2 separate regions of the Homo sapiens genome follow, and region 1 is linked to region 2. The links are chromatin contacts, found by Hi-C in ENCODE. All regions are on one chromosome and are shown on one strand. Each heading gives the region's core, a stretch centred on a gene start or an enhancer-like site at or near the end of the contact. The rest is flanking DNA. Distances are from core to core; before and after follow the strand shown.

Region 1 (6,787 bases), core at 918-3,417, 1.5 Mb before region 2:
CAGATCATCTGCCACCATTACCCTCATTTCTGCTGGAGTCCTTCTTGTCCCTGGGGCCATATCTTGCATAATCCTGAGATTAATAAATCTGGCTAGATGGGAGGGTCCTTGGAACAGATCCAGATTAGGTTACATGTAGAATCAGTCATGCCTAGGCTGGCCTGGAAGAGGACTGAGCTTTCAGTCTGACATTATCATCTGCAAGTGTAAATCCCTGGAGAGTATTCCACAGCTGGAAGCTTGCACCTCTGCTCATAATGGTATCCTGGCTGTACTGACTTGTTGCTGCATCCTTTTGATAAGTCAACCTCTTCTGATTTACTATGTGGTATCTGTATCTGATTGTTCCATCAATCCTAGTCTACCATTGACAGTAATATCATATTTTCTCCATATGCTATACACAGCACATATGGATATTTTATTTAATTGAAACCCCTAGGAGGTATAATCTGTCTGTCTTGACTTCTAGACTCCCAGGCACAACTTTCTGTCCACACCATCTGATGGTGAGAAGCTATGTGAATTGAATGACTTCCAAGATGATGTTTCTAAGTTTGAAGTGAGAAAAGAAAGCTCATTGATTAAAAAAAAGTTTTTGTTTGATAAACAGAGAACTTACAACTCCTTTCAAAAAACTACTTGCATCCCAGGAGGTTAAAAGCCTGAGTATGAGGTATGCTATTTGGAGAAGGAAGAGTGACAACAGTAAGAAGCATGGGCTTCTAAAAAGGAAACTGATCTTCTGAAATGTCTCCTGGGATTGCATCAGCTTGACCTAGCAGTTGTTTTTCATTTCTACTTTCCAGACCACCTTTGTGTAAGAATTAATGACCTTCCCTCAGCCTATTAACTCAGAATGTCATTAATCTCTAGGAAATACCTTATCAATTCTGCTTAAAGGGTATATGAGAAGTGCTATGTTTTCGGTTAATCTTATAGCCCTTTAACCACCCTGTTCAATGATTACTGAACCTTCCTGGAAGTCCCTTTTGCCCCAGAATTAGTTAACATTTTAATAGCAGTCTTACTTGTAAGCTATGAAATTGTTAGATACGAATTGCAGTTGATTCAAAAGAAATGCCTTCCAGGGAGCCAAACTGAGTTGTGAGAAATATGTGTCTAAAAAGATATTACTAGTCCAAATTCCTATTGCTCATGTCTTTCCTGAGTACTTAACAAACTAAATATTGCCACTCCCAAATCAGTATTAATGGTCAGCTTCAATTATATGTTATTTCAACTTTAAGCTCTGGTAGGAGAATACATTATCTACTAAATCAGCCTTGTCAACAGGCCAGAAAAATCTTTACAGGCATAAATGTTTGTATGCTGTTAGAGGAAAGTATATGAGACTTAAACAATGCTTACTTGTGAACACCCTTTCCAAGACTAGGCTAAGAGAACAATAGCTACACCTAAGTATAGTAAAAGAAACAATCTGTAAATGAAGATTCTTATATACATAAATCATGTCATGAGCAGAAAGTTAAATAAAGGCAGATACTTTTACAGAAAGATTAGAGTTAATGCATAGGTGAGGTTTTGGCTGTTACAGACAGAAGAAACTATAGAGGTAGAAAAACATGGAAGTGAAGAAACAAGGATGGCAATAGCTAGATATTGAGCTAGCTAAGCTGTAAATGGTGATTCTCAGCCAGTTTTGGGGGTAAGGGAAAATAACAGGGGTGACTCTTTTCATCCCTGTTTTTTCTGAGTTTCTCTTGATGAAAGTTTTTCTTGATGAAAGCTAACAAGCTGAGAACATCAGTGCAAATCACCAAAGCAATCGGGTCAAATTCACTGCTACTACTCCTGCAAAACAGGAAAAGGCCCTCAAGCTTAACTTTTAGATTCCTGGGCATGCAAAGCAGGCCTTGGTCAGCCAGATCTGTACTCGGTTCTTCTCTGCCTTGGTCACTGTCCTCTGGGTCTTGGGAACACAGGCCTATGTTCCAAGCCATTGTTCTTTAAACAAAGTTGTGAACTGCTAACAGTTTTATTTAAAAGTTTATAAAATGGTAACCACATTGCTACATCTTTCTGGAGTATCTCAAACAAAGTGTGGGTCACATTTCTTGTGTAAAAAAAAGTGTAGCTCAGAGTTATTGAATAAACAAAGACAACTGATGTAGTTAACGGGCTTTGTGTGACCACAGCTATGTCATCTTGGTCTTGATTCCAGTTTCAGGCAGAGGTCAGGGTGAGCCATCCCACAAAGGGGCCTCCTACCAGTCAGTCCATCTAGATGCTTTGCCTGAGCAAGCTTCTTTGCAGTCCCTACCCTGTAACTTGGCATGACTGGCAATGGGGGTGGGGGTGAGAGAGGGCCACTCTCATTGTAACCTGTGCTCTCCAATCCAAACACACACAGAGAGCAGTTGGCTTCATTTCAGAGAAATGAAAAGTCACCTCTCCTCAGTGGATGGCTAGAAGCCCCAATTTGGTGACATGGCCTCTGGGCCTTTAAGCAAATAAGGTAAGAGGACGCTTCTACTAACTGAAAACCTCTGAGTTAATGCGCCTGATTAAACAAGCTGTCAGGAACCTTGGCAGACCCGTGCTCATGATTCTTATTAATAAGGTTGATATTTACATAAATATCAGCTGTTCATTGATAATGCTGCCAACACACAGGGCATAGACTCTTTTCTTTAGGATAACACAGACAGATTTATCTTAATGCAACAATTTGTTATTTGAACAAACATGTTTATTGCAAGGCCAGTGAAGTGAAACCCAAAGGTTTTCTTGTTTGAATTTCCCAGGGGGCAGTTTGTAATAGCTGCTGGAAGAGACCATTCCATGGCTTCTAATACAGTGCAATGCTGGCAACCAATATTCTCTCCTCCATCTCAACTTTGGCTCTTAACTGCCCACACCTCCTTTTTGCTCAACATGAAGAATGGTTGTTGTTACCTGCCCAATCCGTGCTTCCAACTTGCCTAGAAAAAACCTGATTCAAGTTTTGAGGAATAAACTCCTAAAGACTCTAGATCTTCAGTTACACAAAGGAGCTCACACCTAGAGTGGATTTTGCAAATATTAAAACAGTTATCCCAACACTAGTTTGCTTTCATGCCAGTACTTGTGTGGCAGCCCCCAGTGGGGCCATAATAACCTTCAGAATGGAGCAGCTTTGCCCAACCTCCTGCTGTGCTCAAGACTTCGGGTTCTGCATGTGTGTTTCTGGCTGACTCTTGCTGTCTCATAGCTCTTGCTGCCACTGTGAGCTGCTGCCTTCTCCATGGTCTGAGTGGGCTTCTTTCAAAAAGCTGCTTGGTCTGCTTATGTGGGGAGACTTCAAATCACCAGTTTCCTATTAAAGACTCCTGGCCTACAATCACAGGGTGAACAGGAATATACAAAAGTCAGGGAAGGTATTTCACAAAGACTAGATCTGTGTACCCACAGTCGGTCTGCTTCATTTTTACAGCACTTAGTCTCCCAAGCCTCAACCTCACACTTTTTTCCTCCACTGGCACCTGTAGTGCCATAAGCAGAGGGCATTACATTGCTTTTTCCTTTCAACTGCTCTTGCCAATCTGCTATGCTCTGGCAGAACTTAGTGGTAGATGGAAAGGTTATTTTTGATGACAGGGCTTAGCAACATTCCCTAAACAGAAAACCTCTCTCCTATACACTTATAGCACTGCAAAATACTTTTAATATAATTTAGTCACTGATCTCAGAAAAAGGAGAAAGTTGGCTTTGCAAATTATTGTCTTTCATAGCCAAGTAAATGAACAAACCCAGAGGAAGCACAGTGTCCCTGGGGTCATGAATTTAGTCAAACACGGAGTAACTACTGAATGCAAAGCATGGCGGAGGACACAGAATGCAGCTTGGCATTGTCCTTGCCTTCAAAGAATTAATAGTTTAGTAATGGAAGTAGGAAAAACACAAAAAATATAAAACAATATGGAATATAAAAAGTGTTACAAGAGACGTACAGATAAAATACTGGAGTAATTTGAAGAAAAGAGAGATCTCACACCTGTGGAGAAGCAGAAATCACGCTGATGAGGATCCAATTTCTTCTGTGCACATCTTAGGCTACTTTCACTTCTCTTTCCTTATTATCCCATTTCCAAGGATATTTAGTTATCCTCTTAACACCCGAGAAATGCAAATCAAAACCACAATGAGATACCATCTCATACCAGTTAGAATGGCGATCATTAAAAAGTCAGGAAACAACAGGTGCTGGAGAGGATGTGGAGAAATAGGAACACTTTTACACTGTTGATGGGACTGTAAACTAGTTCAACCATTGTGGAAGTCGGTGTGGTGATTCCTCAGGGATCTAGAACTAGAAATACCATTTGACCCAGCAATCCCATTACTGGGTATATACCCAAAGGATTATAAATCTTGCTGCTATAAAGACACATGCACACGTATGTTTATTGTGGCACTATTCACAATAGCAAAGACTTGGAACCAAGCCAAATGTCCAACAATGATCGACTGGATTAAGAAAATGTGGCACATATACACCATGGAATACTATGCAGCCATAAAAAATGATGAGTTCATGTCCTTTGTAGGGACATGGATGAAGCTGGAAACCATCATTCTCAGCAAACTATCGCAAGGACAAAAAACCAAACACTGCATGTTCTCACTCGTAGGTGGGAATTGAACAATGAGAACACATGGACACAGGAAGGGGAACATCACACACTGGGGCCTGTTGTGGGGTGAGGGGAGCGGGGAGGGATAGCATTAGGAGATACACCTAATGTTAAATGATGAGTTAATGGGTGCAGCACACCAACATGGCACATGTATACATATGTAACTAACCTGCACATTGTGCACATGTACCCTAAAACTTAAAGTATAATTAAAAAAACAAAAACAAACAAAAAACATCCCAACCCCTCCTGTGTTGGACTGGATCAGAGAGTGCATGTGTTACTTTGAAGGGTATATTTATTTCCACCACAATCAAGAATTCCAATGGAAGTACTTCACCGAAAGCAAGGTTGTGAGAGTCTCTTCAGTTGCTGCCTCTCTGCATTTTTCTTTGCTTCTTCTAACCCGATCTACTTTACCTGAGGCCACTGCTACCTGCCTGCAAAGCTGGACTGCTCCTCCCGCCAAATATCAAAGCTTCTTCCCACAAAAGTCTCTGGTCCTGGTCTGTGTCCTCAGTCAACGAAGTCAATGCACTCCCTCTCCTCATAGGCAGTGGGGAGCTGTCATTTTAGCTGTAGTATTAACTGTCCCTCAGTAAAGGAAAGTAGGACATTACCTGTGCCTGGGATTCTTTCTCAGTCTTAGTATAACGCTGTCTCAGAAAGTAACTGGTTACTACCACTCAGGAGAGGCTAATACATGTGTTTACTTTTCACCATAGTCTAATGAGAATTCCAGTATGTACCACCCAGCTCCAGAGGCCCCCAGGTACAAAAGTGGTCAAGGTACTCCAAAATCTGAAGGCTGCTATCCTACATGCATGCAAGTGAGATGCCACTGTCATCACACACTTTCTTCTCTGTTCTCCATATACCTGGGCTAAAAAACTGACCACTAACACACAAGGAAGCTAAATCTTGGTCAACCACTCCACCAGGAATGGAAGAATCAGGAAAAACTGATCTTCCTCATGAACTGCCTGAAAGAATTCTCTTCAAAAGACACCAGGACACCTTCTCCACAGCACTTCACCAGAATATGCAGCAAGGCGATACTAACCTTGCGAGGTCTCACACTCCACCAGATATCTTAGTGATGCTATTTCTCATCATCTTGGTATTCTCAGCTACCAACAAAAATGTAAGCCTCAAGGGTCAATAGTCCTTTCATTTACTGTATTTTCATTCCTGTATAATTTTGCATTCTTCCCTCTGATTCTTCCCTTCCTCTCTGACTTGCCTCCAAATCCTTCCCATGGTGTGCTCTGAATCTCTCTGAAGACATGTAGAACCATGCAAAAGCACAGCTTTGCAGCCAGGCTGAACTGGATTTAATGATTCAAATGTGGACTTGCTGTGTAATCTTAAATGCATATGGCCTCACTGTGCCTTATGACCTAATCTGTAAAATCCAGATGATAGTAATTACTTTGCAGGGTCTGATAATATTATAATGTATAAGACAGCCAAGTATAGTACATGGTACATTCTAGGTGTTCAACAAATGACAAATATTGCTATTTTTGGGACTACTACATTTTACCCTTTTCACAGACTCCTCATTCTAAGTCCTGTTCTATCTCTTGTCCAACCCTTTCCTCAGGATGTACAACCCTTGAATATCTCAGGAGAAGGCTACTTGTGCCCCCAGAGCCCACACACCAAAATCTGAGTGGCAGCATTGTCCCAGCCCACCATGCCACTTCCAGGCCATTCCTTTCCATTCTCTTATCAAAATACCTCTGCTCTCACGGCTCATGCCACACTTGCCCACTCCTCAGTTCTGCCTCTCCTCATCATTGCACTTTCTTTAATAAGGACTTTGACAACTGTGTCAAACTTTTTTCTCTCCTAATTCCCTCCCAGTTGTGGTTAGTCTCAACTTGAGCATGGATGATCTTTATAACACTGTGGCTTCAGAATTCTTCAACTCCAAAACCCTCTGCCCACTCTCAGCAACTCAGTTCCATAACCACACCTGGAATGTTCTACCGCTGCATACTTATGATACTTTACCATACTTAAGTGGTTCAAATGTCTGGCTCTCCTTGGTGGCCTGTTAGGTTCCCACTGCTACAGAACATATCTTATGAGAGGTTTTAATCTTATCCCTAGGACAGTGTCTGGCACACGGTGGGTATTTA
Region 2 (6,345 bases), core at 2,040-4,539:
GTGTTCCCTTTTCTCAGCAACCTCACCAGCATCTGTTGTTTCTTGATGTTGTAGTAATTGCTATTCTGACTTGCATGAAATTGTGTCTCATTATGGTTTTGATTTGCATTTCTCTAATATAGGTGATATTGAGCTTTTATTCATATGTTTGTTGGCTGCATGAATGTCTTCTTTTGAGAAGTGTCTATTCGTGTCCTTTGCCCACCTTTAAAAGGAGTTGTTTTTTTCTTATAAATTTGTTTAAGTTCCTTGTTGACTCTGGATATTAGACCTTTGCCCATCAGATAGATTGCAAAAATTTTCTCCCATTCTGTAGGTTGTCTGTTCACTCTAATGATAATTTCTTTTGCTGTGCAGAAGCTCTTTAGTTCAATTAGATCCCATTTGTCAATTTTTGCTTTTGTTGCAATTGCTTTTGGTGTTTTCATCATGAAATCTTTGCCTGTGCTTATGTCCTGAATGGTATTGCCTAGATTTTCTTCTAAGGTTTTTATTGTTTTGGGTTTTACATTTGAGTCTTTAATCCATCTTGAGTTTTAGTTTTGTAGAAGGTACAAGGAAGGGATCCAGTTTCAATTTTCTGCATATGGCTAGCCAGTTCTCCCAGCACCATTTATTAAATAGAGACCCTTTTCCCATTGCTTGTCTTTGTCAGGTTTGTCGACGATCAGATGGTTGTAGGTGTGCAGTCTTATTTCTGAGTTCTCTATTCTGTTCCATTGGTCTATGTGTTTGTGTAAAATGTATCTTTTAGAAAAAGATTTTAGGTTTTATAAAGCTTTCCCTACCACACTGGGAATTGTTCAAAGGAAAACTCCCATATTATCTTCTGAGTTAATAAGATACTAGTTTTTTCCTACCAGTAGCAATGACTACAAAATTGGCTCTCAAAACAACAACAAAAAGCTCTGAATTGTAGTATTTGCCAATTTCCAAAGTGTAAATACTCCCATCATGTCCAATTTCAAGCTGCCCATGTGACTTCGCTGAACACAGAGTTAGGAAAAGATGTGCACAGTTGGCTCTTGCCAGCTGATATATGCCAACTCTAGCACATCACTGCACCAGAAATGTATTTTGACATAAGGGTTGAGAGAGATCCAGCTTCTTATTTTGTTCTTTTTTTCCAAACAGCTGAAGTGAATGCTGAAGTACATATAGGACTATAAATCTGATTAAAATAGCTATGCTTTTATTCCAACACAAATTTATGTCAATTATGTTCTTACCTAATATGTGATGTATATATATGTAAGCTTTGACTTCAAGGTAGGGTTTTTGAACACATGTACACAAGGAGGGGAACAACACACACTGGGGCCTGTCAGAGTCGGGGGAGGGAGAGCATCAGGATAAATAACTAACGTAGGCTGGGCTTAATACCTAGGTGATGGGTTGATAGATGCAGCAAACCACTGTGGCACACGTTTACCTGTGTAACAAACCTGCACATCCTGCACGTGTATCCCAGAACTTAAAATAAAATAAAATTAAATTTAAAAAAATGTTTGCAAACCACTGAGCTGAGTCTTTATCAAGACGGGAGGATGGGTGGGGAAGAGAAAGATGTGTCTCTAATTCACTTACAAAGTTGCAGTTTCTCCTTAGATCTTCAATTCTCCCACCCACATAATCCCACATATTTTAAGTACTAAATGCCCTCATCTTCTGTATTTCTGTTTGTTCAAATTTTCTTTTTTTTTCCTACCGTTAAAAACTCATCTCAGAGTAAAAAAATGAGTGGTTGTGGGGAGTAGGGGGGATTAATAGGTGGCACACAAAGGATTTTTAGGGCAGTGAAACTACTCTGTATGATACTGTAATGGTGGATGTATGTCATTACGCATTTGTCCCAATCCATAGAATATACAACACCAGGAGTGAGCCCTAATGTAAACTAACAACTTTGGGTTATTACAATGTGTCACAAAAAAACCTCATCTCATATCCTTTGTCATATTAAGGTGCAAATAACTGATGAAAAATTCAAGTGCTACAAGGAAGCTGTGTAGCTGACAGGCTAAAGCTCCAGTTCAGCTTGCAAGTGGGTGTGAGAGTCTACGGCAGCTCACAACCTTCCCATGAATCATAAGAGGATGGGAGTGGAGATGAGAGGTGAGAGGCAAAACTGAAAGAGGAGAGGATTTGATTTGAAGGCACAAGATTTGGGTTCTGGTGGTGGCTCTATCACTTCCTGGATGAGTGATCTTGAGAATTCCCTGAAACTCGTTTTTCTCACCTGAGTAACAAGCTTAAGAATAGCACATTCTATCTGTGCTTTAATGAGGATAAATTGAGATAATATATGAGGACATGCTTCACTAATTGTAGTTATACAAAAATGCTGGTTATTGGTCACAAAAAAGGCAGATGTGCTTTTGAAACATTCAGACTACGGTTTGACAATGGGGCCAGTCTGCCTGTATTCCATCATTTTTACTCTCCTTTTCTATTAACTCCATGTGTCCACTTTCTCATCCTAAAATTGGAATAAAAATATTTACTCTCCTGGTTGCTTAAAGGATTGAAATAGAAATGCATGTAAAGTAGAAAAGTATCTGTCTCTCCCCGTCTCTACTCCAGTAAGTGATCAACCAAAGTTGTTGCAATTTCCTTCCAAAATCCACAGGCAATGACATTAATCTGTGTTATGCTCAATCAAAAGGCATGCCCCAGTGACCCAGAAAAGAAGAAACCTGTGACATTCCCATTATTTCCCACAGGGCACTGATCACTTTCTACTTCTCCTAGCTCACCGTGTCCATCACTCATTCCTCAACCCTTTGGGTGGGAATGAGGCATTTGCCCCTACCAGTCTATTAAAATTGCACCTAAATTTACCTTAGAGGAAGTAAATTATAAAGAGCTCTTTGGACTGTTAAAAGTGAAGTGATGTATTTAGAAAGCGAGAGAATTTAAAAATACAGAACCATGATCAATTCTGTTTTAACTTGCAGTATATAGTTGAGAGCATGGTGTACAGGTGGGAACTGGAAAAACTGATTATTTGTTACAGTTGTTATATTTCTGAAAAAGGTGTTTATTCTTGTTTTCTTCACATCTGTTTCCAGTTGCCACTTGTCTTCTTGGGTGGAAATAACTTCTTTTCTATGAACTGGCAGAGTTTCTCTGGGTGTGGGGAGGTTCTGAACTTTGCGTGAGAGTGCTCTCCTTAGTTCAGTAATGAGATCAGTCACCAAGTCACCCCTTTGCTCTCTGGTGATGGCTGCCACCTCTTGCTTTCATGAGAAATGATAAAGCAAATGAGTCAGTGCCTAGGACCCTTCAAGAATGGCACGCGATGCTCAGCTAACCTCAAACCTTAGCTCTAGCTAAGGAGGTTTCAAAAAAAAGCCTTTGAGAAACTCTCCTTCCAGAAATACAGGCATGCATCTGGCTTCCTTCTCTTTTTCTCTATTGGCCTTTTATTTGGCGTTCTGGATTTCATTTAACTTTTTAAAAACACTGAAGTATGATTTTTAGTTTGAATAAAAAAGCAGTGATGTAGTAACCTGTGATCTTCCCCTTTAAGGTAAGATTCTGCAAAATTTTATGAAAAGACAATGTAGTTTTGCATAGTAGATGAGGGCAGAAATGTTTACTTTCCTAATTACCAGTTACCTCCTGGTCAACAAGTACAATCTGAGATCTTTTTGCTTACGTAGCGCTGTCAATTTCCTTTTTTCACCTGAGATAATCTTTTGTTTCGATAACTGTTTTCATAACCCATGCCGTGTTTTTTCCTCTGTTGTTTTTCTTTTTCTTTTTCTTTCTTTTTTTTTTTTTCAGACGGAGTTTCGCTTTTGTTGCCCAGGCTGGAGTGCAATGGCGCCATCTCGGCTCACCGCAACCTCCGCCTCCTGGGTTCAAGCGATTCCCCTGCCTCAGCCTCCCGAGTAGCTGGGGTTACAGGCATGTGCCGCCATGCCCTGCTAATTTTGTATTTTTAGTAGAGACGGGGTTTCTCCATGTTTGTCAGGCTGATCTCAAACTCTCGACCTTAGGTGATCCGCCCGCTTCAGCCTCCCAAAGTGCTGGGATTACAGGCGTGAGTCACCACGCCTGGCCCCGTTTTTCTATTTTTTAAACTACAGTAATTCTCTTTGATTTAAATATTTGTAAAGATATGTACAATAAAACTATTCTTAAATCATAGGGGAAAACAAAATATGGAGCAATAGAGCAATTCTAAATGAAATGCAAGCCTAAACTACTTTTTTAACAAGCTTTGTAAATAATCACTTGTTTGCAAAGGAGGTGGTGATTCATGTGAGAGGAGTAGAAAGAAAGATTTTGGTCCCTTTGAAATTTTATTATTGTTCTTCTAAGTACATCGTCTAGAAAGAAAGCAAACCAATAGCGTTTTGGAATTGTTTAGTCACTAATTGTATTCCATGAGCATTCTTTCTGGTTCACTGGAATTCAGTGTATAAGTCTGGGGACAAAGTGAAGCTCTGAAGTTATGAGCTTTGGACAGCAGGATGGCGAATTAAGGTGGTGGAAAAGGAAACTTTGATGTTGGAGAAACTGGTGTAGCTCAGAACGTAGAACAGAAAAAGCCAACTATTTGGCCAAAGTATCCATCTTTTAAAGAGATACAGTTTTAATCAAGTGAACAGGTAGGACTTCAGTCTGGGTGTTTATTTTTGTCTATTTATACAAATTCTTTATCACTCAGATCAAAGAGTTTGCATTAGGTAGTATTATGTTTCTATATTTTCTTAAATCAATATACACAATGAATTGTTATTAGATCATAAGAAATGCCAAACTGGATCAGATTTACAATTCATCCACCCAAATCCTACCTGTTTTAGACCAATCCAGGGATATTATGTATGGCGACCTGGTGGTTACTCTCCAGACAATTTTTAAAGTCTAGGATGAGCCTATATACAATGCCTAAAACAGTATCTGGCAAGTGTTTGGCTTGGTAATGGTTGATGTTTGTTGAACAAATGAGTGAAAGATAAAAATCTACCATCATGCAATTATCTACATTCTCCTGAAGCTAATCTTTTGTGTTATGTATCGTGTATGACAAGTCTTTTGTTCTAAGTGTATTACATTGTCTTTTTTCCCTTTTTTCTTTCCTTTCGTTAAAGTGTATTTACATTGTCTTAAAAATTACTTATCTTAAGCATCAAGAGAGTTCTTTTCCAACTTTAGTGTTACAGAATTTGATTTGATTAGTCTTAAAGCATTAGACAAGGAGGGAATGATGTACCCCCTCATTTGATGTGCTCCCCACCCCAGTTGAACCCCAGTCTTACTTGGAAGTGGAAGGATTCTGGCTCAGGTTGTAAACAGTAAACCATAAGAAGACAAACTGTTTTGCAGAGTATTTTTAGTAAGTAGCCTGGCCTACCTAAAGGATAAATGTTAATTAGTTATGATTTCTACTTAACATATGGAATGTTACAAGATTAACAGGAGCAGATAAGAAAGAGAAGCATAATTGATTAGTAATGCTGGTAAAAGGTTAATTACAGGGAATGATCTATTTCTATGAGGTAATGATTTATTACATAGATCCTAACAAAGCTTTTATAGTATATATTAATAGCACTTTGAAAGGCCTGAAGGGACTAAAAGAGGAAGGACACAGAAGCTACTTCCTTTGGCCAACAGAGAATTTGTTGACAGAGAAACTCACTACCATATTTTACAATTTCCAGGAACTGGAAGCAGTTGATTAGCCACATCTGTTGTGAGTATGGGTGTGAAGTGAGGAAGTACTTTGCCATATATTCGCTAGTCCAGTACTTTGCCATATACATATATTTCCTAAACCTTGCAGGAATTTGGCTTATTCTTTTGGGTAAAAATGCAATTAAGAGAAAAGATCTAACTGAAGTTTTTAAATGAAGAAATATACTGGACAGCGCAGGACACACGAGAAGGTCCTCAGATGAAACAACTCTATGCTAAGGCTATGAAAGTTTGACTCCAGTGGCCTTCTGAAACAATGCTGGGAATTTAAGATAGGGCTCTAGAGCTTACTTCCTTCCAGTTTAAATCTAGGAATTTGGTCCATGAGTTAATTTTATTCACACTGAGTGTATCCAAAGAAAAATAAGTTTTTCCTGTATTTCATTAGAAAGAATAACAAGTAGCAAACTTTCAGAACGTTTTTTTCCCCAGTACCTTAATCTCAGGTAGAGGAGCATATTTAAGGAGTCATTTTAGATTAAGATTGTACTCACACCTAACCCACATCAGAAAGTCAGTGTTGTTTTGCATGTGCATTGCCGGAAGAATTTTCTGCCTCTGGCTTCTCCTCAGTGAGGATACACTTTCAACGAACTGTAAGCATTAAGAGAATTGCTTTGGAAAGTACTTCAA

The links. Hi-C counts contacts between places; a loop is a spot of excess contacts on that map. Pooled maps may share reads with other maps.
Region 1: a loop to region 2 is called in a map with no recorded cell type, with 9 times the contacts of the local background. The contact joins two enhancer-like sites. A Hi-C loop is called at or near these places in 2 of 37 single-sample maps with no recorded cell type and 2 of 50 pooled maps.

What each region holds. Positions count from the first base shown.
Region 1 is chr3:100,099,696-100,106,482 of GRCh38, reverse strand. The region is part of intron 1 of CMSS1 (cms1 ribosomal small subunit homolog); the gene reads right to left. The region is part of intron 1 of FILIP1L (filamin A interacting protein 1 like); the gene reads left to right. Among named protein-coding and RNA genes, the nearest start is that of FILIP1L, 11 kb to the left of the region's middle. Within about 2 kb of position 2,167, at least 8 of the 41 ENCODE cell types and tissues checked have a DNase peak (open chromatin) inside an H3K27ac peak, as active enhancers do.
Region 2 is chr3:98,553,300-98,559,644 of GRCh38, reverse strand. No RefSeq gene overlaps it. Among named protein-coding and RNA genes, the nearest start is that of GPR15, 24 kb to the right of the region's middle. RefSeq lists enhancers at 3,082-3,161, 3,292-3,611, 2,663-3,862. Within about 2 kb of position 3,289, at least 6 of the 41 ENCODE cell types and tissues checked have a DNase peak (open chromatin) inside an H3K27ac peak, as active enhancers do.